Linked DNA regions of Homo sapiens: all the other regions are linked to region 1. Evidence: chromatin contacts called from ENCODE Hi-C or POLR2A ChIA-PET data. All regions are on one chromosome and are shown on one strand. Each heading gives the region's core, a stretch centred on a gene start or an enhancer-like site at or near the end of the contact. The rest is flanking DNA. Distances are from core to core; before and after follow the strand shown. Region 1 holds the start of NPC2 (NPC intracellular cholesterol transporter 2). Region 2 holds the start of DNAL1 (dynein axonemal light chain 1). Region 3 holds the start of LINC01220 (long intergenic non-protein coding RNA 1220). Region 4 has its middle 29 kb from the start of FOS. Region 5 holds the start of MIDEAS (mitotic deacetylase associated SANT domain protein). Region 6 holds the start of ZNF410 (zinc finger protein 410). Region 7 holds the start of COQ6 (coenzyme Q6, monooxygenase).

The links. A loop is a pair of places that touch in the nucleus more often than their neighbours do. ChIA-PET counts read pairs that join two places held with the same protein, here RNA polymerase II (POLR2A). Pooled maps may share reads with other maps.
Region 2: a loop to region 1 is called in a map of CD4-positive, alpha-beta T cell, with 10 times the contacts of the local background. The contact joins the promoter of DNAL1 here to the promoter of NPC2 in region 1. A Hi-C loop is called at or near these places in 1 of 168 maps with a recorded cell type or tissue (CD4-positive, alpha-beta T cell) and 7 of 50 pooled maps. POLR2A ChIA-PET finds 5 or more read pairs at or near these places in 1 of 52 experiments (activated CD4-positive, alpha-beta T cell).
Region 3: a loop to region 1 is called in a map of ascending aorta, with 4 times the contacts of the local background. The contact joins the promoter of LINC01220 here to the promoter of NPC2 in region 1. A Hi-C loop is called at or near these places in 2 of 168 maps with a recorded cell type or tissue (ascending aorta and endothelial cell of umbilical vein) and 11 of 50 pooled maps.
Region 4: a pooled map shows a loop between it and region 1 (8-fold over the local background). The contact joins the enhancer-like site here to the promoter of NPC2 in region 1. A Hi-C loop is called at or near these places in 1 of 168 maps with a recorded cell type or tissue (tibial artery) and 7 of 50 pooled maps. POLR2A ChIA-PET finds 5 or more read pairs at or near these places in 2 of 52 experiments (PC-9 and WTC11).
Region 5: a loop to region 1 is called in a pooled map, with 9 times the contacts of the local background. The contact joins the promoter of MIDEAS here to the promoter of NPC2 in region 1. A Hi-C loop is called at or near these places in 3 of 37 single-sample maps with no recorded cell type and 12 of 50 pooled maps. POLR2A ChIA-PET finds 5 or more read pairs at or near these places in 3 of 52 experiments (GM12878, PC-9 and Panc1).
Region 6: a loop to region 1 is called in a map with no recorded cell type, with 24 times the contacts of the local background. The contact joins the promoter of ZNF410 here to the promoter of NPC2 in region 1. A Hi-C loop is called at or near these places in 4 of 37 single-sample maps with no recorded cell type and 11 of 50 pooled maps.
Region 7: a loop to region 1 is called in a map of naive thymus-derived CD4-positive, alpha-beta T cell, with 26 times the contacts of the local background. The contact joins the promoter of COQ6 here to the promoter of NPC2 in region 1. A Hi-C loop is called at or near these places in 2 of 168 maps with a recorded cell type or tissue (naive thymus-derived CD4-positive, alpha-beta T cell and psoas muscle), 2 of 37 single-sample maps with no recorded cell type and 13 of 50 pooled maps.

Annotation. Positions count from the first base shown.
Region 1 is chr14:74,491,608-74,494,805 of GRCh38, reverse strand. NPC2 (NPC intracellular cholesterol transporter 2) reads left to right here and starts at 1,501. Exons shown (of 5, transcript NM_006432.5): 1 at 1,501-1,613. The coding sequence starts at 1,532. It overlaps ISCA2 (iron-sulfur cluster assembly 2), which reads right to left and starts at 1,041. Exons shown (of 4, transcript NM_194279.4): 1 at 961-1,041; 2 at 654-756; 3 at 416-531. The coding sequence starts at 1,031. RefSeq lists an enhancer at 959-1,038 and silencers at 1,239-1,518, 1,689-1,748.
Region 2 is chr14:73,643,558-73,646,755 of GRCh38, reverse strand. DNAL1 (dynein axonemal light chain 1) reads right to left here and starts at 1,770. Exons shown (of 8, transcript NM_031427.4): 1 at 1,714-1,770. The coding sequence starts at 1,716.
Region 3 is chr14:75,292,975-75,296,172 of GRCh38, reverse strand. LINC01220 (long intergenic non-protein coding RNA 1220) reads right to left here and starts at 1,769. Exons shown (of 3, transcript NR_038421.1): 1 at 1,632-1,769; 2 at 1,436-1,496; 3 at 1-53. RefSeq lists a silencer at 1,532-1,991 and an enhancer at 2,062-2,201.
Region 4 is chr14:75,248,184-75,251,381 of GRCh38, reverse strand. No RefSeq gene overlaps it. Among named protein-coding and RNA genes, the nearest start is that of FOS, 29 kb to the left of the region's middle. RefSeq lists enhancers at 1,135-1,254, 1,455-1,624. Within about 2 kb of position 1,726, at least 10 of the 41 ENCODE cell types and tissues checked have a DNase peak (open chromatin) inside an H3K27ac peak, as active enhancers do; they include PC-9, where a contact is called at or near this core.
Region 5 is chr14:73,758,846-73,762,043 of GRCh38, reverse strand. It overlaps MIDEAS (mitotic deacetylase associated SANT domain protein), which reads left to right and starts at 1,741. Exons shown (of 13, transcript NM_001367710.1): 1 at 1,741-2,281. RefSeq lists enhancers at 1-418, 1,334-1,663 and silencers at 2,084-2,323, 2,454-2,603, 2,964-3,073.
Region 6 is chr14:73,885,347-73,888,544 of GRCh38, reverse strand. It overlaps ZNF410 (zinc finger protein 410), which reads right to left and starts at 1,686. Exons shown (of 12, transcript NM_021188.3): 1 at 1,630-1,686. It overlaps PTGR2 (prostaglandin reductase 2), which reads right to left. Exons shown (of 10, transcript NM_001146154.2): 10 at 2,819-3,198. RefSeq lists an enhancer at 1,627-1,696 and a silencer at 1,747-2,026.
Region 7 is chr14:73,948,675-73,951,872 of GRCh38, reverse strand. It overlaps COQ6 (coenzyme Q6, monooxygenase), which reads right to left and starts at 1,571. Exons shown (of 12, transcript NM_182476.3): 1 at 1,378-1,571. The coding sequence starts at 1,540. It overlaps FAM161B (FAM161 centrosomal protein B), which reads left to right and starts at 1,779. Exons shown (of 9, transcript NM_152445.3): 1 at 1,779-1,900. The coding sequence starts at 1,847. RefSeq lists enhancers at 1,813-1,872, 889-1,889.

The sequences.
Region 1 (3,198 bases), core at 252-2,751:
CATTAAGGAGTATCGCAAACACAAAAAAGACACCCCCTGAGCCCAGAGGTGCACATCCTCTGTTTTCTAAAGTACAGAGGGAGCTTCCCCATTACCTTTAACAGGTGCTGATTTTCTTTGAGGCAAAATGATTCAATGGAATAAATACTGGGAAACGTGTAGGGACTTAAGCCTGGAATCTAGTCCGGCCTGACTTTCTACCGACTACCCAATGGACCTGGGCAGATCAATTTTGCTCCTATAACTTAGTTACTTTGATTCAGAACAACAAACCTTTACTGCATCCTCACTGTGAGACGGGCGGTGTTAACCATCCCAGGTAAACCCTTTAAATTTGGAATAAAAGTGCACCTTAAACTGGAGACACTTTTGTCCCTCCTGTACCTCCTTTGGGGGCCCACCCCTTCCTCCTTGCCTGTCGTCGGGGTTGATAACTGTATCCAGTGAAAATTTGTATTGGAATCCGGAGCATCCACCTCCCTCCACTTGCAGCCTGAGGAATTCTGACCCTTCGGTGATTTCCAAAAGCCTCTGAAATGCAGGAAGGGGGATCAAGAATAGCGGGAAACGGGAGTTAAAGGGCTGAGTGAAGAGCAGTTCCCGCTGCTCCCGCCAATCGCCTGGGTACCGCCGCTCCGCGTCCGGCCTCCTACCTGGACGCAACTGTCTGTGAGGCGGATCTGCCCTTCGCCGGCCTCGGGGCTGGAGGACGACGCCTCCCGACGCGCCTGGGGTCCCAGGGAGGCCGTGAGGAGCCTGCGCGCAAGGGAGGAGGGTGAGCCCGGGAGCAGAAGGGGCACCTTGCAACCCTCGACCTGGAGCGCCTCACGCTAAACCTGGCGACCCCCACCTGGACGGCCTCCCACCAAACCCTCGCATCCCCCACAGGCCTTAGTTTCCCATTTGTCCTAGAGGCGCAGAACCAAACACCCTTTCCAGGTGCCTTTCTAGTCTTGGTACCTGCCCCTCGGCCAGGGAGTGACCGCTCTCTGCGTCGCGGCCGTTAGGGACGACCCCCAGGCGGCAGCCATCTTCCTCCACAAGCTCCGCCCCTCGCGTCTCCCCCGTTTCTCACCCGGGGCCTCGGGAGGCGGAGAGAACGAACAGGAGGCCGGGACTTCACGGAGGCCCCGCCCCCCCAACATGCCTATTGGGTAGTGCGGGAGGAGAAGGTGTCTGATTGGCTAGGAATGCTCCAGACGGCAGCGGCGGGGACGCACCCAGGAAGCCGGAGAGGTGCTCTAAAGGGAAGGAACGGGGCGGGGAGGAGTGAGGCGGGGCGGGGCGGAGGTGGGTCCGGGCGGGTCAGGCCTCTGAGGGGATGGCATGGGCGGAGACTGCAGGCTTCTGGGCCTGAGAGGGCTGGAGCTGGCTTTCCGGAGCCGGGGGCGGGGCGCGGGCGGGCCTCAGCTGTGGTTACTGGTGACAGGTCGCCTGACTGGGCTCCTCCCCGGGCCCGCCCCGACAGGTTTGTCTTGTGACCGCGGGCGGCCGCTGCTTCTTTCCCGAGCTTGGAACTTCGTTATCCGCGATGCGTTTCCTGGCAGCTACATTCCTGCTCCTGGCGCTCAGCACCGCTGCCCAGGCCGAACCGGTGCAGTTCAAGGACTGCGGTGAGCCCCAGGCCCGCCCAAGGTTCCCGCGCCCTCTGTGGAAGGCCCCGCCGGACCCCCGCGCTGAGACCCCTGGGGCTGGGCTGGGCGGATCCCTCGGGCGGCCAGGCTGAGCCTTGGACCCTACCTAACTGGAATGGGCTGGGTCGGGGGAGAAGGCGCCGGCCTCCATGAAACCCGACCGCGCACAACTTTGTTTCTTTCCTTAGAACGCGTGTTTTGGGGTTCCTGGGAACTCCAGGAGGTGGGCCTTTTGCTGAAGTTTCCTAAAGTTTGTAGGGCGGACAACAGAAGGGCTGTATCCAGCTCTGGTGGAGGGGTGGAGCACAGAACTTCTTTTTATTTATGCTTTGTATCTTGGAATCCCGCCTCCCCCTTCCAACTCCTTTTGCTTTTCTTTTAATTTCGTTTTTGCTGACAAGTCAAAAGTCAATTCCCCTTTTTCATCATTTATTGTTACAAATAGGACTTCCTTTGGGCTTTGGAATCTTGTGATTCTTAATCAGTTTTTCCTTGTATAAATCTCATTGTGTCTCTAATCACAGCTTGTGATACATAACTCCCTCTCGCCGCTGTGGTTGGAATCTTTGTTGGAAAATACAACAGGTGGTAGAAATTCTGAGTGCCTTCATTGAGTCGAGTCTATAGAATTGTCGGAACAGAAACTCGAGCAATGTTGTTCAGAGGTGGAGATAGAGAGATAGAACTGTCAATGAAAGAGGCATGAAACTGACTTTGTAAGATCTATGAGTGGAAAGGAAGCACGGAGATCGTATAATCAATCATTGAATTCCAGGGATGTTGGGTAGCCTACCTAAAGTCACGCAGCAGAATGGGGAGCCAGAGTAAGTGTAACCGCCCAAGGGGTTCACCTTGCGCATTGCCTAGACAGAGCGGATTTATCAAGATGGGATTTGCAGTGGCGAAAAGAGTAATTCACGCAGAGCCGGCTGTGGGGGAGGCCGGAGTTTTATTGTTACTCAGATCAGTCTCCCCGAGCATTCGGGGATCAGAGTTTTTAAGGATAATTTGGCGGGTATGGGCTTGGAAAGTGGGGAGTGCTGATTGGTCAGGTTGAAGATAAAATCATAGGAGAGTCGAAGTGAGTTCTTCTTGCTGACCTCTGGGTGGTGTCATTTGCTGCATCGGAATGCAGGATCTGCAAAATATCTCAAGCACTGACCTTAGGTTTTACAATAGTGATATCATTACCAGGAGCAATTTGGGGAGGTTCAGACTCTTACAGCCAGAGGCGGCGTGGCCCCTAAACTCGTAGCTAATTTGTTAGTCCTACAAAGGCAGACCGGTCCCCAGGCAAGAAGGGGTTTTTCAGGAAAGGGCTATTATCCATTTCGTTTCAGAGTTTAAACTATAAATTCCTCTCCAAGACTAGTTCAGCCTACACCCAGGAATGAACAAAGACAGTTTAGAGGTTAGAAGGAAGATGGGTAGGTGAGTCCTGATCTCTTTCACTGTCTTAATTTCCTCAGGATTTTTGCAAAGGCGGTTTCATAAGTTTGCTGCTTTATATCCAGTGCCCAGGTAATAGTAACTGCTCAATGAAATGTGTTGAAAACATAGATGG
Region 2 (3,198 bases), core at 521-3,020, 850 kb after region 1:
GGGTCTTGCTCTGTTGCTCAGGCTGGAGTGCAGTGGTGCGATCTCAGCTCACTGCAACCTCCACCTCCCAGGTTCAAGAGATTCTCATGCCTCAGCCTCCTGAGTAGCTGGGATTACAGCCACTCGCCACCATGCCCCGCTAATCTTTGTATTTTTAGTAGAGGCGGAGTTTCACCATGTTGGCCAGGTGGATCTTGAACTCCTGACCTCAGGTGATCTGCCCGCCTCGGCCTCACAAAGTGCTGGGATTACAGGCCTCTGGGATTACAGGTGTGAGCCACCACACCCTGGCCGCTTTTCTATGTTTAAATACACAAATACCTTGTTTCAACTGCCTACAGTATTCAGTATAGTAAAATGCTGTAAAACTTTGTAGCCTAGGAGCAATAGCCTACACCATCTGGTTTTTGTAAGCATATTCTATGATGTTTGCAAGGCAAAACTGCCAATAATGTGTTTGTTAGAATGTATCCCTGTCATCATTAAGTGACTTATAACTGTACTGGTTCTGATTCTCTATTTGAAGATTTTCAACAATCACCATGGTTCATACTTTCATAAATATTTAGGTCTGAGCCTTTCTTCACCTGAATATAAACCTAGGTTCCAGAACTTTTAACTTTCCTTGGCAGTGATTTTCAGCTAACTGCTTGGGGAACAAAGTAAGGAAAGCAGGGGGGAAACTACTTTTTAAAGAGTGGTATTTCATCTTGTTGAGGGCAGGCATGACTTCCTCATCATTTCCATCTCCTGGGCTCAATTTCTGCCCACTTATATAGCACTGGAATCACAAAAAGAAGACAAGTAATTATGCTTCTTCTTCATAAACATCTCTATCCAGTAGGACATCACATACTTTGCTCAATAGCTCTGGCTGGGTCTGCAATCCTTTTCAAACGACTAGTTAGAACTACCAAGTATGTAAGCAAGAGAGTGAACACATCAAGTAAGAGTTGAGGAGCATCTCTAGGTAAAACCATTACTTCATAAAGAGCTCTCATTGGATAGACAGCTGGTAGATTTCAAACCTAAGGCAACAGCATTTCTCAGTGTGGTGGGATGCCCTCCAATTTTATAATCACTTGAGGTGTGTTGTCGAAATGCACATTCCTGAAACCCCCAATCATATTAAAAATTCACAATCTGCATTCCAACAAGCCCATACCTATGCATACTGAAATTTGAGAATCACTGCTCTAATATATCCATCAGAGTGTGCTTTACAGTGTCACCTAATAACTGCCCTCGTAGTCATTCAGAAGGCAACCTGGGTACATCACAGGTTACGAAAACTGCTGCAATCCGTGTTATACAGAACCCTCTGGTAACCAGCCCCTCCCTGCATCTCGACGGGGGGGTCACTAAAATTACTTCTATGTAAAGAGATATCTTTATCTACACTCTCCTTCCCATCACCCTTCCCACTCCAATACGCTCTTTTTAGAGAATTTCCTGCTCTTCGCCCTCCCTTTTCTCCTGTCTGAGTCCCTCCACCTTAACCCAACCTCCGATCCACCCCAGGCCGCCCTCACCACAGACCACCCCCGGCCAGGGCTTCTCTTTCGCCTCGGGCCCCTGACTCCACAGAGCTAGCGTCAGCTACCGGCTCCCTTCCGCTGTTCAAGGACCCCCAGACCCTCAACACTCCACAGTCACCCTTTTCCACTCCCAATCTTCTCTCAGCTTTGGCTACGCGGCCCGAAAGGTACTCACCATTCCGGCGGTTGCTACTGTCACTGCTCTGGTTGCTAGGGCCCGCGGGGTCAGTGCGCGTGCGCACTTCTCGGCGCTCTCGGCGGAAGCCCTATCCCCGGCAGCGGTCCTTTCTCTCCGCCCTCAGGGTGGTGCGAGCGGGGCATTGTGGGACTGCGTGGCGGCCGCCGGGGTCCTCCCGTCCGGCTGTTGCTGGCTGCCCTTTTGCTTCCTTAGGTCTTAACCCCGCACAGGAGTAGTCAGGACCGAAAGCAATTTCAGCTGATCTGTAGTGACTTGTCCGCCTAAAGTTAAAAACCTTAAAACGTCCCCCTAACAACTACCCTTTTCATAAAATAATGTTCTTAATTCCTTTGCCCTAACGATGGCGTTTCCCACCCTTTTCCGGACGAGGGGAGAATAAGCGGCTTGCTGTAATTTCCCTCTCCATCCCATCCCACTGAGAATACCAGAGCCAAACTCCACCCATTTTATGTTTCTTTACCCCGGATCCTCCAGGGAGCCAGAGGCAGCTGAAAGCTCGGTTCCACATTTTAAATATCACAAATTGTTGGTTTTAATCACCAGGGTGTCTTTTTTTCCCCACCTACCAAATGAGCTAAAAATTATTAACAATAATAATAATTCATAGAGTTGCTAGGGGTATGGTGAAGTAGGGACACACAAATACGCTGCTGTTTATAATTGATACAGCCTTTCTGGAAGGCTGTTGGCTGTTCAAAAACTTTTGCACCCTTTGTGATCCAGCAGTTCCACTTCCAGGACTTTATCCTGAGCACAGAGATGTATGTTCAAAGCTTTAATAGAAAAAAAAAAATCAACTCAATTATCAACAAAAGAGAATTGGTGGCCGGGACTGGTGGCTCACGCCTGTAATCCTAGCACTTTAGGAGGCTGAGGAGGGCGGACCACTTGACCACTTGAGCCCAGCCTGGCCAACATGGTGAAACCCCGTCTCTACTAAAAATACAAAAATTAGCCGGGTGTGGTGGCACGCGCCTGTAGTCCCAGCAATTCCGGAGCCTGAGGCACGAGAATTGCTTGAACCCGGGAGGCGGAGGTTGCAGTGAGCCGAGATCGCGCCATTGCACTCCAGTCTGGGCAACAAGAGTGACACTCCGTCTCAAAACAAACAAACAAACAAACAAAAAGAGAGAGAAAATTGGTTAGTAGTATTGAACATCCAATGCAATAATGTACTTACACTAAAAAAGTACAATTGACTTGCTGAAAGGCATCTATTCACATCCAAAGATAGTCATATTTCAAGTAAAAATAGAAGTTACCAAACAAAATAGTTGGTACGATTTTCCTTTAAAATTATACATAGTGGCCTGGTGCAGTTTGTTCATGCCTGTAATCCCAGAAATTTGGGAGGCCAAAGTAAGAGGATCCCTTGAACCCAGGAGTTCAAGACCAGCCTGGGCAACGTAACAAGACCCTGGCTCTGTAAAAAATAAAAATTAGCGAGGCATGGTGGTACAA
Region 3 (3,198 bases), core at 520-3,019, 800 kb before region 1:
AGGGCAGTTGGAAAGCAGTCGTCTTCTTAGTCCGAGTTGCCTTCATATTCAGCCTAGAAGTTAGGGAAGAAACAGCGTGTAAGAGGAAGTTGGGTGAGACTGAAAGGGGAAAGAGAAAGAGAGAAGCATTGAAGAGGCACTCTTCCCCACCCCCAGCAAGGAACCCTCCATGTGCCATGAAAAGACTTCCAAACAGCAGAAAAGGGTTAGGGCTACTCCTGCCTCCTGCTGTAATCTTGGCTGAGAAAAGTTTAATGCAAGGCTTGGGTAACTATGAAAAGTGACCAACTGCTAGACTAAGACTGGTTTCAGAACAGCCGACTCCTGTTCCCTGGACAGGGGTGACCATTCCAGCTGCTCTAAGGAGGAATGCTTGAGGCTTTAGGAAGTACACAATTCTTGGCCATCCCCCCCAGGCCCTGGTGTCATGGTGTGGGCTGCGTGTGGCAGCAGACGTGACAATGGCGTTCTTTAAGAGCCCTGAAGTCAATATTTAGCCTAAATGTACAACCCACCAGCTGAGCCAGGCAACAGGGTTCTGAAGCACAGGAAATTAGAAGCACCTAGGCGATGTGGAACACTATTTGAAGCTAGATATCCTGACTTTTATCAGTTTCTAACTAGCTGTGCAAGTTTGGATGGTCGAACCAACTTCTCTGAGCTTTAATTTCCCTGTTGGCGAAATAGGTTAAATTAGATTAAAAGTCTCCGATGTGACTTCCAGCTCTGAAACTCTGGAAAACACACACTCCTTCAGCCAGAGGAACTGGGGAATCTAGGGGGCAGGGATGGGGGTGGGAGGATGGTGACAGGCGTCTTGAAGGATTAACCCCACGCTTCTCCTCGCAATTGCAATCGGCTCCCCAGCAGCGGCCACTGCGGCACTGCCTGCCCCACCCCCGCCCTCTGGGCCCGGCGGTACACACCCACGGCTCCCTCAGAGACTTCTGGAATCTCGCTGGATTTCTCCCAGGAATGCTTATTGCCCTTTAGATCTGCAAATCGCTTTACATCAGCAACCCTGCCGCGCGATTATTAATCATCTCAATATTCTCCCCCATCCCCTACCCTCCCCCTCGCCCGGCCTGGAAGAGGAATTGCAGGGGTCCGGATTTATGAAGGTGATTCGTATTATTCATTCAATAATCAGTTAACTAAAGTTCATTAAGCGCCTAATAGGAGCAAGGTGCAGAGACACACAAATCCAATCACCACAGGGGGCAGAACTGTAGGGGGTCGATGCTCAAAGAACTTCACTGATATTCCAGTTATGTCCTGGGGAGGGGGTGGTTAGAGGGTGATGGAAAAGCTCCCCTCACAAGCCTGATGACAGTGCTGCAACCATTATGGACCACCCCCACGGTTCGTTTTATCATGCCAGGAAAAGGAAAATGGCCTTCCCAAGGTCACTTATCCCCCGAGGGGCAACACTGACCCCAGAACCGCCGTCTTCAAAGCTTTCCACTGTGCCATGAAGGAAAATTTTGAGTTGAAGCCTATAAAATACAGCGTTGGGCGAGAGATGGCATGATTTCCGGGCACAGAGTGAGAAAATCGTGATCCCAGATCACCCACCCACAACAAACGAGACCGCCCCAAATCTTGACTGCAGCTACAACCAGCAGACGCACAGGAATGCTGGAAACAGCTCATTCATCCATCGCGGCGCCCTCTCTCTGGGCCCCCAGCGCCCCTGCCCTTGCCTCCGCCTGGGTGGGTCCCGGGACAGGAGGCGGGGGTCTCGTGGCTCGGAGCCTTCGCCCAGCATTCCAGGGGCGGGGCAGGGACCGGGGGCGGGGCGCGGCGGGAGTCCCGCCCACAGCCTACCCCGGGCCGGCGGCGCAGTGGCTGAGCCAAATATGGGCAGAGCGGAAGCGGCGGGCCGGCGTCACGGCGCCGGGTGGGGGCCGCGCTGCGGGGCGGTGACGGGAGTCGCTGACGGCGCCTACGTGTCACCGTGGAAACCAAACAGTAAACAGAGGACTCGCGAGCTCCTGGCACCGTCTGGCCCTGCGACCTGCCCTGGAGCAAAGGGCCGGAAGCTGGGAAGGGCCAGGAGAAACCTTGGCCTGGCCGACGAGGACAGGGGCGCGGCAAGGGTGTAGAGAGGGCGGTGGAGGGGACGCTGAGAGAGCACTCCCAAACGTCCCTCCCTGAGGTCCCTGGAAGCCGGCTCTCCCTCTGCCCACGGGCCAGCAGGGGCTGGTCAGGAGCGGAAGGAGGCCCTCCTGTCCCTTCTTTTTCTTTTCCTTTGTTTTTTTTTTTTTTTTTTTTTTTTTTTTTGAGATGGAGTCACGCTCTATCGCCCAGGCTGGAGTGCACTGGCGCGATCTCTGCTCACTGCAACCTCTGCCTCCCGGTTCAAGCGATTCTCCCGCCCCAGGCTCCCAAGTAGCTGGAACTACAGGCGCGCGCCACCGTACCCGGCTAATTTTTTACATTTTTAGTAGAGACAGGATTTCACCACGTTGGCCAGGTTGGTCTCCAACTCCTGACCTCAGGTGATCCGCCCGCCTCGGCCTCCCAAAGTGCTGGGATTACCGCGCCCGGCCTCTCCTGTCCCTTCTGAGGGCCTCCGTGCCTGCAAGGTTGTTGCGGATACTGATTTTGCTTTGTTTTTCCTTTCTAATGGCTAAGAGTTCAGGCATTGAAGCCACACTGCCTGGACTCTAATTCCAGCGCTGCCACTCCAGTTGGATGATCTTGAGCAGACCTCTGCGCCCCAGACTATATTATTATCTACAAAAATAAGGATAATAGCAGGACCTACCTTTAAGAGTAGATGAGGACTTTTAAAATGAGTGTGTGTGTGTGTGTGTGTGTGTGTGTGTGTGTGTGTGTTTGGAACAGTGTCAAGCATGTTGTGAGCCCCAAGTTAGTGTTAAGTGTTTATTTTTATTCCCAGGCAGCACAAGAGAAACTTACGTAGTATTAGTAGTGCATCTCCTAAATCTACTACTGACGTAATGTTTTTTTTCTCGAGTCTTCTTTAGATTTAAAATAAAAGGGGGCCGGGCGCTGTGGCCCACGCCTGTAATCCCAGCACTTTGGGAGGCCAAGGCAGGAGGATCACTTGAACCTAGGAGTTCTAGACCAGCCTGGGCAACATAAGGAGACCCCGACTCTACAAAAATAAAAAAAAATAGCTGGGCATGGTGGTGCACACCTGTGATCCCAGCTACTTGGGAGGCTGAGGTG
Region 4 (3,198 bases), core at 477-2,976, 760 kb before region 1:
CATACTACAAGTTTACAACTCAGCTGGAACCTGGCTGGCCCCACAAGAACAGCAAAGGATGGGGACAGAGAGTGGGTACAAAACTGTGACTGTCTTACTTCTGGGTATTTGTCAGGATGTGGCCTTGTCCATCTGGGCTGGGGCTCTGTTTGTGACTGGGACAGCATCGTGCTATAGGCCAAAGCTTAAGCTCCCAAGACACCCTTCTATTTCTTTACAGTGCCTCTTCTCCCTCTGCTTCCTCCTGATAAAATACACATATCTTAGTAGCATTTGACAACACCAGCCCTGGAGCTCGACTCCCTGGGTTCAAATCCCTGCTCTGCTACTCATTGCAAACTATTTATCTTACGAGTTAATCTTTCTGTGCCTCAGTTTCCTTCTCTGCAAAATGGGCACACCAATACTACCTTCCTTATACTGTTGTTGGAGGACAACAAGATAAGGTGTGTGGATGGCAAATGCTTGACAAACAGTAGGCATTAACGTGGTGGTGGTTTATTATATATTTGCTTCCTTCCTTCTCAGTATACTGAGATAAGTTTATTGAACGCTGGCTATAAGCTACAACCTACTGGGCTATTGTTTGTACTCCTCCTTCCATGCCCTCCTACCATCAATTCTTAGGTTAGTCCTTTTTTTTTTCTTTTGAGATGGAGTCTTGCTCTGTCATCCAGGCTGGAGTACAGTGGCATGATCTCGGCTCACTGCAACCTCCACCTCCTGGGTTCAACCATTCTCCTGTCTAAGCCTTCCAAGTAGCTGGGATTACAGGTGTGCACCACCATGCCTGGCTAATTTTTGTATTTTTAGTAGAGATGGGGTTTCGCCATGTTGGCCAGGCTGGCCTCGAGCTCCTGGCCTCAGGTGATTTGCCTGCCTCGGCCTCCCAAAGTGCTAGGATTACAGGTGTGAGCCACCGTGTCGGCCCGTAGGTTAGTCCTATATGGGGAGATTTGGGCTTAAAAGGAAAAACCAAAAAATAAATAAAATAAATAAAAAAGAAATCTAGGAATAGGCACTCCTGGAACGGGACAGAGGTCCCATTAGACTGGGTGAGGGGTCTTTGAGAAATACCTTAATGCCAATTGTCTTCACAATTTTAATGGTTCAACATGCGAAGGGAGCCAAGGCTATTAATTTGTAACAGCTGCAAAGAAATCATGTCAACACCTCAGTATAGATTCTCTCTGTGGGCACAGAGGTTAGGTTGAAAGTCATGAGACCTAAAATAATTATTGAGCAACAGCATTGTAGGGGATTACTGATGGCAAAATAAACAACCTTCAACAGAATCCACCCCACTTGGTTGTATCCTCCGGGAGACTCTCACCTCCTTTTTTTAGATTGTCATCTCAGTCTGACTACAAACCATGTCTTAATAGATAAAGCTTTGATTCCACCTCTAACATAAGAGCAATACAAACCCACATGCCTACTAAATATAAGTGGCTGATGATATGGGCCTAGGATAGAAAGTGAGCAACTTAATGGGTGAGTTCATGCCGCAAAGGAGAGTCAAGGTGAAGGGGTACCTTATCTCAAATCTGAACAAAGACGTATATTTCCTGTGAAGTCTGATGAGAAAAAGAAGAAAAAAAATGTGGTTTGACTCCATCACACAAAGTAAGTCACAGTGGGTCCTGCTCTGCTGTAGAACTTTAAAGCCTGAGCGGCAGGCACATTTGTGGTTTGGTTGTGTTATCCGATTCTGCGGCTGACACACGCTGCTTTTAGTTCATGGCTGTAGAGTTTCCAGTCTCCCTTGGGCTCTTACGTTATGGTTTCAGGTTTCAGCGTGGCCACACACCTCTCTCCACTATTCAGGTGGAACAGCTGCAAGGGTTCCCCCTGCAAAGAGATCATAATAATAGCAGTAGCTGCCACTGAGGCCTGGCCCTGTGCCAGATGCTGCTTTGTTTTGCATGGTTTCATTCTTTATGCCCACTTTGCAGATCAGGAAACTGAGGCTTAATACAAGTAAAATAATTGATGTAGGGCCACTCAGGTAGAAAGGTGCTGAGGCTGGATTCACACCCAGGACCATGTAACTGCTGAAACTGAGAGTTTATGCACCAGATCATACTGCATCAGCATATTCCTCCTCTTTCTACACTTTCGTTTATGCCGTGCTTTGTCCCTTTTCTCCTGCATACCAGCTGAGCATGTCCTCTTTACTCTGCCTGTCCCTCAAAGACCTGCCTCCTCTGTTCCAGTGCCCCACCCGTGTCAGCCTAAAGTAGCCTCTCATCCCTCTGAACTTTTTCACCTGGACCATTTACTTTGGCACTTAATTATGCATTATTTTGTGTTATTATTTAAATGTTTTATTGCATAGGCTTTGTCTCCCAAACTGAATTACAAGCTCCCAGAAGTCAGGATCAGCTTTTCATGCGGCTTTTTGTTTTTTGTTTTTTGTTTTTTTTTTTGAGACGGAGTCTCACTCTTGTCGCCCAGGCTGGAGTGAGTGGTACAATCTCAGCTTACTGCAACCTCCACCTCCTGGGTCCAAGCGATTCTCCTGCCTCAACCTCCCAAGTAGCTGGGATTACAGGCACCCACCACCACGTCCAGCTAATTTTTGTTTGTTTGTTTTTTTTGTATTTTTAGTAGAGACATGGTTTCACCATGTTGGCCAGGCTGGTCTCGAACTCCTGACCTCAGGTGATCCGCCTGCCTCGGCCTCCCAAAGGGCTGGATTACAGGTGTGAGCCACCGTGCCCGGCCTTCATACAGCTTTGTATTCCTTCCAGCACTCAGCATAGAACTGTGCTCAGTAAGAGTCTAGATCCTGCTGAGGAGCACCAGGGGAAAAGATAAAATGCAATAAAAATGTTAAAGTCTGAAGAAATAAAAGAAAACCGAATGCCGTGGCTCATGCCTGTAATCCCAGCACTTCGGGAGGCGGAGGCACAGGCAGGAGGATCACTTGAGGCCAGGAGTTTGGGGCTGCAGTGAGCTATGATTTTATCACTGCTATGCAACAGAGCAAGACCCTGTCTCTAAAAAGAAAGGAAGAAAACTCAAAATAAATATTCCAAATGTGGCTTCTCCACAGAGGTTATTTTCAGCAAGTGGGATTCATTCTGAGCTCAGCTGCCTTCAACCCTCAATCTTTCTGTAGTGTCTAGCCTAATAAATAGGCGACCTATAAATATTTAATGAATGAAAGAAAGAATGAAACCCCATCTCCGTCAG
Region 5 (3,198 bases), core at 492-2,991, 730 kb after region 1:
GTGTTGTCAGTGGGAGGGAAGAAATCAGGCAAATGAAAAAAGTAAAAAGGCTCTACCCTGATCCTTTGCCAGGAGCCCTGAGAGTCTGGCCTCTGCTTGGGGGTCTGCAGGCCTGAGCACTGCAGTTCCTCAATTGCTCACTGCCTTCCTCTGGGGGAGGAGCAGAGAGGTCACAGATGCTTGGCTTGCCCTGTGACCTGGTGCAATTCACTTAACCTCTCTGAACCTCAGTACATCCACAGATTGAGAGAGATAAAACTCACATGCAGGGCTCTTCAGGAGACTGTATGGAGAAGTGCTCTGAGAGCTGCCAGGAACAATACTGTCATCACAGATGCTAAATCGGGGAGCCCGGGCTTTTTTTTGTAGAAGGTGGTTTCCCTAGCTCCTCTATTCACTTACTGTAATCACAGAATCATGGATCTTGAACTGGAAGGGATCTCAAGAGGTCCTCTGGTCCAGTCCTGTGGCATAATTACCTGTATTTTGTAGATAAGATTGTTTTAAGTGTTCCTTATTTTGACATATCTATCATAACATGGTGCAAATAAGCCCTTCTCCTCTTGGGGAGGTGTGACTTCCAGGTGTACATGTACGCAGGTGCTCCAGCCAGCAAAGAGGTGGAAGAGGACAGGAAAGCCATGCCCCCTTAGAAGCAAGTGCAGGTTTGGCAGGATTTCTGGGCAGAAGATCCAAGTTTTGCCTGTGTCCTCCACACCCCACCCTGGCCCTGTAGGCCCAGTGAGTGTGTGAGAATCATATTCTGCTGCCCCTCCCTCCTCTTCTCCCTGAGAAAGTGAGGGATGCACCTGGTTCTCAGGTCTGGCCACAGTGTTTTGAAAAGTGGCTGCCAGGACACATGGTATTCTTCGGTGGTTTTTCTTTCAAAGGAAAATCTCCTTGTGACCCATCTCCTTGAAAAACAGCCACCGCCACCACCGCCGCCGCCACCACCACCACTGCACCACCACCAAAAAACTTGGAAGGAAGAATAGGACACACTCCCCTGAACTTTCCCCTGGCCCTAGAGCCCCATTGAATGTGGGGGCCAGAACCAACCTCTTGAGCTGCAAAAATGTTTTCCATCTTCCCACCAGTCAGGCAAGGAGGCATCAAGGCCTGGACCTGAGAATTGATCAGGGGGATATTTAGGGAAGACAGGGGAAAATGTGAGTATGGAGTGAAAAGCCGCTCAACTCTGGCCTGAGTTGCTAGATTTAAATCCAGGAGATTTTCCTCACCTAAGCGATGGAGATGGTGGGTCCTTTCTAGGGACTGAGGCCAGTTTCTCAATAACCTTTACACGCACCAGGACGCTTTTGAGCCAGAAAGTGAAACTCGGAGAGTCTGTTAATAAAATGCCATGGAGAGGATTGTGCATGATTTACCGTATCCAAAACCAGAGAGAGTTTCTTTGTGGAAGAAAGCGACTTGTGCCTTCCCCAGCATCACACACACACTTTCCTGGCAGGCTCAATGGGTTTCCAAACATTTCGTCACCGTCTCCTCCTGACCTTGGTGTGAAAGGAACTAGCAGCGTGGCCCGCCAGCAAAGCCATCGGGGGCGCCAGCCTGGGCGGGGGATGGGGACGGCGACCGACTCGTGAGTGGAGGTGAGGTCTGCTGGAAATCCCCAGCCCCGGCCGCCGCCTGAGGTTTAAGGACGCCTTCCCCGGCCTTATTTGGTCGCAGGAAGTGGGCGGCGCCGGGCCTGCTGGCTGAGGCCGCCCCGAGACAGTTGTGCTGATGAAGTGGTAGAGCTGGTTCCTGCTCGCCGCGGTGCCGCGCGCGCCGGCCGGCCGCTGGGCGCTCCGCGCTCCCAGCCTCGAGTTGTGCAATCCTTTGTAGCACGCCAGAGTCCTCCTCCTCCGCTGTTGCCTCTCGCCCTCTCTCTTTTTTTTTTTTTCAAGCTGTGAGCTCAACCGATGAGTCAGAGCCGTGCAATCCTGACACTGCATCGCAGGACTGGGGGTGACACGGAGGGAGGCAGAGCGCTCGCGAGGCGGACGGCACGGGTGCGGGGCGCGCCGAGGCTCCTGCATCGCAAGCGGGGGGTGACAGCCCGCGCGTCCCGCCCGGGCCCTGCCAGCAAACTTCTCAGCCTCGGGAGGCGCGGGCTGGCGGAAGCCCCGCGAGCGCCGCGGGGAGGCGACGGCGCCTGTTTGTTTTTAAAATCGGGAGTGCGTGCAGGCGGCTGGAGTCCCGGAGGCGACCGAAGGCGGCGACCCGCGGCGGAAGGGGGACAGCCGAGCCCGGAGCCCGGAGCCCGGGCAAGAGCTGGGTAAGTGGGGCTGCCTGGCCGGCGGCCGAGGCCTGCACGCGGCGGGGCCGGCGAGGGGACCCCAGGCGGCGCGCGAGCTGTGGCTGCTCGCACGGCGGGTTGCAGCTCTGCAGGCGCGGCCCGGAGAGGGGGCCGCGGGGGCCGCTGCGCTCGAACTTCTGCGGCCTGGGCGGCGGTGGAGCGGGCGCGTGTGGCCGTGCGGGGGCCGCCTGCAGCCCGCCGCCCCCTCCCCCGCGGTCCGCGCCCTCGGCCCGCAGCTGCGTGTGCAGCGCAGCCCCGCGGTGTTTGTGCAGCTACGCAGCTTGCGCGCGGCCCCCGCCCACCCGGGCGCGGCCCCGCCAGGAAAGCCCTCCCCACCCGGCGGCCCGCGGCGGCTCGGGAATCCGGCTGCTCCTCCTCCGCTGGAGAGAAACGTGGTGTCCGTGGGGACCGGCTGACGTGACGGAGCCCAGGCCCGGAAGGCGCGGCGAGGGGCTAGCCAGCTGAGGGAACTTGGCGCGGGAGCCCCTTCCCCTGCCAGCGTGCACGGGAAAGTGGGCCTGGACGCGGCGTCCACGCCAGGAGTTTGGGGGACAGAGGTGCAGGGGCGTTGGGGAACTGGGGCAAATGCAGTCAGCAGAGGCCTAGGCTGGAGCGCTTCGCGCGGGCGGGCGCACCTCAGACCTGTCATCCTCCCGCGCGCCCCCGCACGCCCGCGCCGCCGCAGCCCTCCCAGCCCGCGCGGTGCCTCGCGGGGAGCTGTGTTCCCTGGTGCCTGGCGGCAGCGCCGAAACCCGGGATTCGGCCGGGCCCTGCATATGGCCGGCTTGGTGGAGCTGGTCACGTCGCCTCCCAAGTCGCACATGCAGGACCATGTGTGTCAGGTTGCCCCCAAGGCCTCTGGGTAAAGGTCTAGGGGAGGAAGGGGAACTTCGTGT
Region 6 (3,198 bases), core at 437-2,936, 610 kb after region 1:
CGATCAATTTTACAATATTTCATCACCTCACAAGGAAACCCTGTGCCCATTAACGGTCACTTCCCACTTCTAATGTGTTTACTATGAGCTTAAAGGGCTTCCATACAAGCTTCCCAGTAAGCAACTGGTAGGTACTAAATATTTGTATAATGAATGAATGACACTACAAATGATACCTACATTTTTCTCTAGTCATCTCTTCTGAACTCCAAACCTTCATTTCTAACTGCTTGCTAGGTATCTCCACATGTATATCCAACAGCATCTCAAACCTAACAATGTCCAAAATCCAGATTATTATCTTCCTTACCAAACCTGTTCTTCTTGTATTACCTATTTCAATGATCGCCCAATCTTCCTCCCACTCAGCTGCAAATTCTAGGTCTTTAAATCTCTCTCATTCTCCATTTTTAAATAATTCCCGTGATTCTCTGTTCCCAGAATGTTCTCTGTTCCCTACTGTAATGCCCTGTTTAGGTCTCTCAGTAACTTTCTACTATACTATTAAAACAGGCCTCTAACTGGTCACCCCGCGTTTAAAATTCCTCTTTCCAATACATCCTTTATGCAGCCATTCAAGTTATCTTTCCAAAACAAAGAAATGCTTATGTCACTTCTACTCAAAGTTCAGTGCCTCGGAAAAATTGTCATAGCCCTAAAGGTAAACCCCTTCGTTTACAGAAAAACTCCCCAGAGCTAGAGATTCAGCAACTTGCCAAAAATTAGACATCTACTTAGATGCAAAACGTAAAAAACTAGAACTTAAAACTTCTGACTGCTACTTTAGTTGTCTTTTACTCTGCACCACACTAAGAAAAAACCAAGTGCAATTTCTCACTCCCTAACAAAATGCCCGACTTTATTTCCAAATGTTTTTTATTTATTGCAAATATGCTGCGTTGACCTTCGTTCCAACCTAAGTACTAATTCTTAAGTCCCAAGTTAATAATATTTAACTTCCAAATGGTGCCTAAATGCATTTCTGAGCCTCATGATCAAGTGGGATAAACTTTAATAAATTGGATTATCTTGAGAAACTTCAGAAAATAAATTCGACACGAAATGTATGAAGGCCGTAAACAATCCACACACTCCTGCCCCCCGAACTGACAGGCAAAGGAGAAACGGGCGACCCAGCCCAGCCGAGTAGGCAGCTGTCCCTTTTCCAAACCCAGAAAGTAAGTGGTATGAAAGGAGAGGGTAGCTCTGGACTGAAACATTCAGGGCAAGGCCTCCTGGCATCCTCTACCCCACACCACAAAGGCCTCAGAAATAAGGCCCCAAGGTCCGTAGGCAGGCCCCGGCTGCGGGTGCAGTCCAAGAGCCCCCGCCCCGGGGACTCGCTGACTCTGGCTTTCTCAGGACAGTCTGTTCCTATATCCCTACCCCCAAAACCAAGCAAAGGAGCAAGAACATCGCCCCTAAAAACCCGCGAGGGGAAGGGCCAAAGCCGCAGGGCTTCAGACTGGCCGCTCCCGGGCCCGCCAGATCCAGGAGGGATGCCCAAGGAGGGCGGTTTCCTCTCTCGGGGCGAACTCGGCCCCAGGCCCCAAGTAGCCGGTACTGGCCCCCGCCCTCTCGGGTACTACCTAACCGAGGAGGGGTGGCCAGGCCCACCTCGGAGCTCACCTTCCAGTTCCGGGAAGCCGGCCGGCCGTCAGTCGGTCCCGAATTCCGTCCACACACAGCGTCTTCCGGCTCCCGCCGGAAGCAGCTCGAGCGCGGGACAGGAAGTTTGGCTGACCCCCCACGCACACACCCACTCGCTCGCCTCAGTGTCGTGTGGCTGCCGCACTGCTCGGGACCCAGACGTCAAGGGTGCTGGCGGGGCCTCCCCAGGCCCGCGACGCAGGGCTCCGCCCCGGACAGGAGGAGCCGCAGCCGCCCCGCTCCCACTCACTCACTCACTCTCGGCCTTCGGGACTCCTATGTCCGCGAAGCCCGAAAAAACAGGTCAGCTAATTCGTTGACGTCACTGCCACCCCGCAGTAGCGGAGGGAGTAGTTTTTCCCATCAGCGGAGGCGTTGCAATGGAGGCAAACGCGAAAGAAAAGATCACTGCTTAAACATTTATCAAAGGTCTCCATGGAGAGGACCTTCGAAGTTTCACCGCCCGAGAAAGGAACTTGCAGAATCAAGTTTTGCATTATATACGGGACGGGGTATGCAGTGAGTCTGGGTTCCGTGTTGTAATTAGGATGTAAAGAGCTCTTGGATGTCCCGACTGCGGGCTTGAACACTTGACTTCCAAGCTGGATGCCACCTTGTTAAAGCTTTGTGAGTTTGACTGACTTCTTGAAATTACTTATTTTAAAATATTTGCGTGCGGAAGAATGAGAGACTCAACCGTGGGAATTAAAGGAGTTCTCTTTAAAAAGGCATTTTCAAGGTTAAAGATAAGCCTTGATGACAGGTTTGGGTACACAAATTACTAATGGTGATTTAAAATAAAGGAGAAACATTTCAGAGGAAGATAATTCCACTTTAGAAAAGCAGAGTAGGCCGGACTCCGTGGCTCACGCCTTTAATCCCAGCACTTTGGGAGGCTAAGGTGGGCGGATCACGAGGTCAGGAGATCGAGACCATCCTGGGTAACGCCGTGAAAACCCGTCTCTACTAAAAACACAAAAATTAGCCGGGCGTGGTGGCACGCGCCTGTAATCCTAGCTACTCGGGAGGCTGAGGCAGGAGAATCGCTTGAACCCGGGAGGCGGAGGTTGCAGTGAGCCGAGATCGTGCCGCTGCACGCCGGGCGACTGAGCAAGACTCCATCTCAAAAAAGAAAAGAAAAGAAAAAAGCAGAGTATAAGATGCAATCCAGAGTTGAGGATATTTACTTGGAGGTAAAGGTCCAGTGCTCAAGAAAGAGGTCAGAAATACAGATGGAGATTTGGGAGTTAGCAACATACAGAGAAAAGTGAAACCCCCTCAGGCGATGAAATGGTCCAGGAAAAGTAACAAAAAAGGGCCACTCACGAAAACTGGGGAGGCTGATTACCAACACAGTTTGAATCTACTTATTACAAATGTTGCATACAAAAGTATATTGGCAGTGTGTAGACAATCATAAGCCAAAACATTCAGAAACAATAATCTTCAGTTTTACTGTTCTGCGAGGGTTGAGTACAATTAATAAAACAAACTTTTGAGGTACATCAGTAGTTCCTGAACATTCATGTTTACAAACATTTGTTAATT
Region 7 (3,198 bases), core at 322-2,821, 540 kb after region 1:
CCAAGCAGCCATGAGAACCACCCTGTTACAGAAGTCTATGATCTGCTTTAAGTTAAATTTTGTGTATCTTGTGAGATGAGGATCATAGGGTGGAACAGCTGCCCTTAGATCAGGGTGTCCAATCTTTTGGCTTCCCCAGGCCACAGTGGAAGAATTGTCTTGGGTCACATATAAAAAAACACTAATATTAATGATAGCTGATGAGCTAAAAAAAAAAAAAAAATCACAAAAAAAAAATCTCATAATGGGCCAAGCATGGTGATTCATGCCTGTAATCCCAGCACTTTGGGAGGAAGGGGCAGGTGGATCACGAGATCAGGAGTTCGAGACCAGCCTGGCCAATATGGTGAAACCCCGTCTCTACTAAAAATACAAAAATTAGCCAGGCATGGTGGCACAAGCCTGTAATCCCAGAGGTTGCAGTGAGCTGAGATCGTGCCATTGTACTCCATCCTGGGCAACAAGAGCGAAACTCCATCTCAGGGAAAAAAAAAAAAGTGAAAAGACTACAAAATGGAAGAAAATATTTGCAAGTCATTTATCAGATAAGGGACTTATACAGAATAAACAAAATAATGGCCAGGCAGGGTTGCTTATGCCGGTAATCCCAGCACTTTGGGAGGCTGAGGCAGGTGGATTGCTTGAGCCCAGAAGTTCCAGACCAGCCTGGGCAACATAGTGAGACCTCGTCTCTACAAAAAAATACAAAAATCAGCCGAGTGGTGGCGCATTCCTGCAGTCCCAGCTATTTGGGAGGCAGAGGCAGGAGGATCAATTCAGCCAGGGAGGTTGAGGCTACAGTGAGCCGTGATCGTGCCACTGCACTGCAGCCTGGGCACAGCGGAAGACCCTGTCTCAAAAAATAAAAATAACTCTTACCACAGTATTCAAGAGACAAACTGCTCAATTAAAAACCGGGCAAAGGGTCTGAATAGGCATTTCTCTAAAGAAGATATACAAATGACCAATAAACATATGAAAGGATATTCAACATCATTAATCATTAGGGAAATACAAGTCAAAACCTGGAGATCCCACTTTACTTACACCCACTAGAATGTCTATAAACAAAAAGACAATGACAAGTACTGTCCAGGATCTGGAGAAACTGGAACTCTCATTTATAAATAACCCCGGGAAGGCCTGTTTTCCCATGAGTAGAACAGACTCTGAACGCCCCTCCCACTTTTGACCCTAATGGACCCTGAAGGACCACACGCATTCCGGCGTGCCCTGGGGTTCCTCTAGGAGGGGAGGGGAGAAGCGTCGCGAGACCTGAGAAATTGTCTTTGGGCAAGTCGTGCTAGGGCTCTCACGGCTCTCATCGTGCCTCCGCGGCCCGGTTTCCGGCCACTAGTAGCCTGGAGAAGGGCTTACCCAAGGCACAGGCCATGGCAGCGCCCACCAGGCCTCCACCCGACACCACCACGTCATACACGGTGTCTGTTGAGGCGCCGGACCACCTGCGCCAGGACACCAGCGGGCCGCTGTGGGGAGCTGCACGCACAGCCCCGCATCGGCTGACAAGCCGGGCCGCCATGGTGCAGACCTGCGCCGTCGCACTCAGAACTCCCGCAGGCCCACCTACGTAGTGCGTCCGGAGCAGAGCACTCCAATCCCGTCCCGCTTCCGCGGCGTCCTCAGAACCGGAAATAAAATGCGCGGAGAAAATAGGCCAATCGGAAAACGAACCTTGCCTCCTCGGGCGGGATGGATCGGAGGCTGCCCTGGAAGCCAACCAGACGCCAAAGCTAGAAAGGGGTGGACCCTGGCCCCGCATAGCTCTCGCTGCCACCGCTGCTGCCACTATCGCTGTCACTGTCGCTGCTGCCTCTGTCCAGCTGAAATGACCGTGGGGAGGCCTGAGGGAGCCCCCGGAGGCGCGGAGGGGAGCCGTCAGGTGAGGAGAGAAAAGAGACTGCCCCCGGGAAAGGAATCCCGGAGAGGAAACTGTTGGGCGTTGCCTTGGAGACAGACAGCAGGGGCGTGTCACGGAGGGGCGTGGGATTAAAATGAGCGTTTAGGGACCAGGAGGCGGACTCTGACTTACAGACCTGAACCTCTCGGACTTTATACGAGGCTCTTGATAGGCAATGTCACTCAGTTTTCGCTTATCCTCTTAGTACTCTATGACCAGTAGTACAATTGTCGTCTCATTTTTGTAGAAGAGAAAACTGAGGCACAAAGAGATTAAGAAAATTGCTCCCCAAATTTGGCCGGGCGTGGTGGTTCACGCCTGTAATCCTAGCACTTTGGGAGGCCGAGGCGGGTGGATCACCTGAGGTCAGGAGTTCGAGACCAGCCTGGCCAACATGGTGAAACTCCGTCTAAAAATTTAAAAAAAAAAAAAAAATTGGCCAGGCGCGCTGGCTCACGCCTGTAATCCCAGCACTTTGGGAGGCCAAGGAAAGCGGATCATGAGGTCAAGAGATCGAGACCAGGCTGGTTTCCATGGCAAAACCCCGTCTCTACTAAAAATACAAAAATTGGCCGGGTGCGGTGGCTTACTCCTGTAATGCAGCACTTTGGGACCTGAGGTCAGGAGTTCAAGACCAGCCTGACCAACATGGAGAAACCCTGTCTCTACTAAAAAAAATACAAAATTAGCTGGACGTGGTGGCACATGCCTGTAATCCCAGCTACTCGGGAGGCTGAGGCAAGAGAATTGCTTGAACCTGGGAGGTGGAGGTTGCAGTGAGCCGAGATTGTGCCATTGCACTCCAGCCTGGGCAACAAGAGCAAAACTCTCTCAAAAACAAAAACAAACAAACAAAAAAATACAAAAAATTATCTGGGCATGGTGGTGCGCGCCTGTAGTCCTAGCTACTCGGGAGGCTGAGGCAGGAGAATCACTTGAACCCGGGAGGTGGAGGTTGCAGTGAGCCAAGATTGCACCACTGCACTCTAGCCTGGCGACAGAGCGAGACTCCGTCTCAAAAAAAAAAAAAAATTAGCCAGGTGTGGTGGCGCGTGCCTCCAGTGATCCACCAGCCAAGGCCTCCCAAAGTGCTGGGATTACAGGCGTGAGCCAGTGCACCTGGTGGACCCCAAACTATTAAAGGCAAAAAGTAGATTGGCAGTTGCTTAGGGCTGGTGGGGTGGGGTGTGGAGGGTTAGGGGAAATAGGGAGTGACCACTAAAGCGTGTGGCATTTCTTTTAAGGGCGATGAAGGTGTTCTAAAATTGTGATGGTAGTTG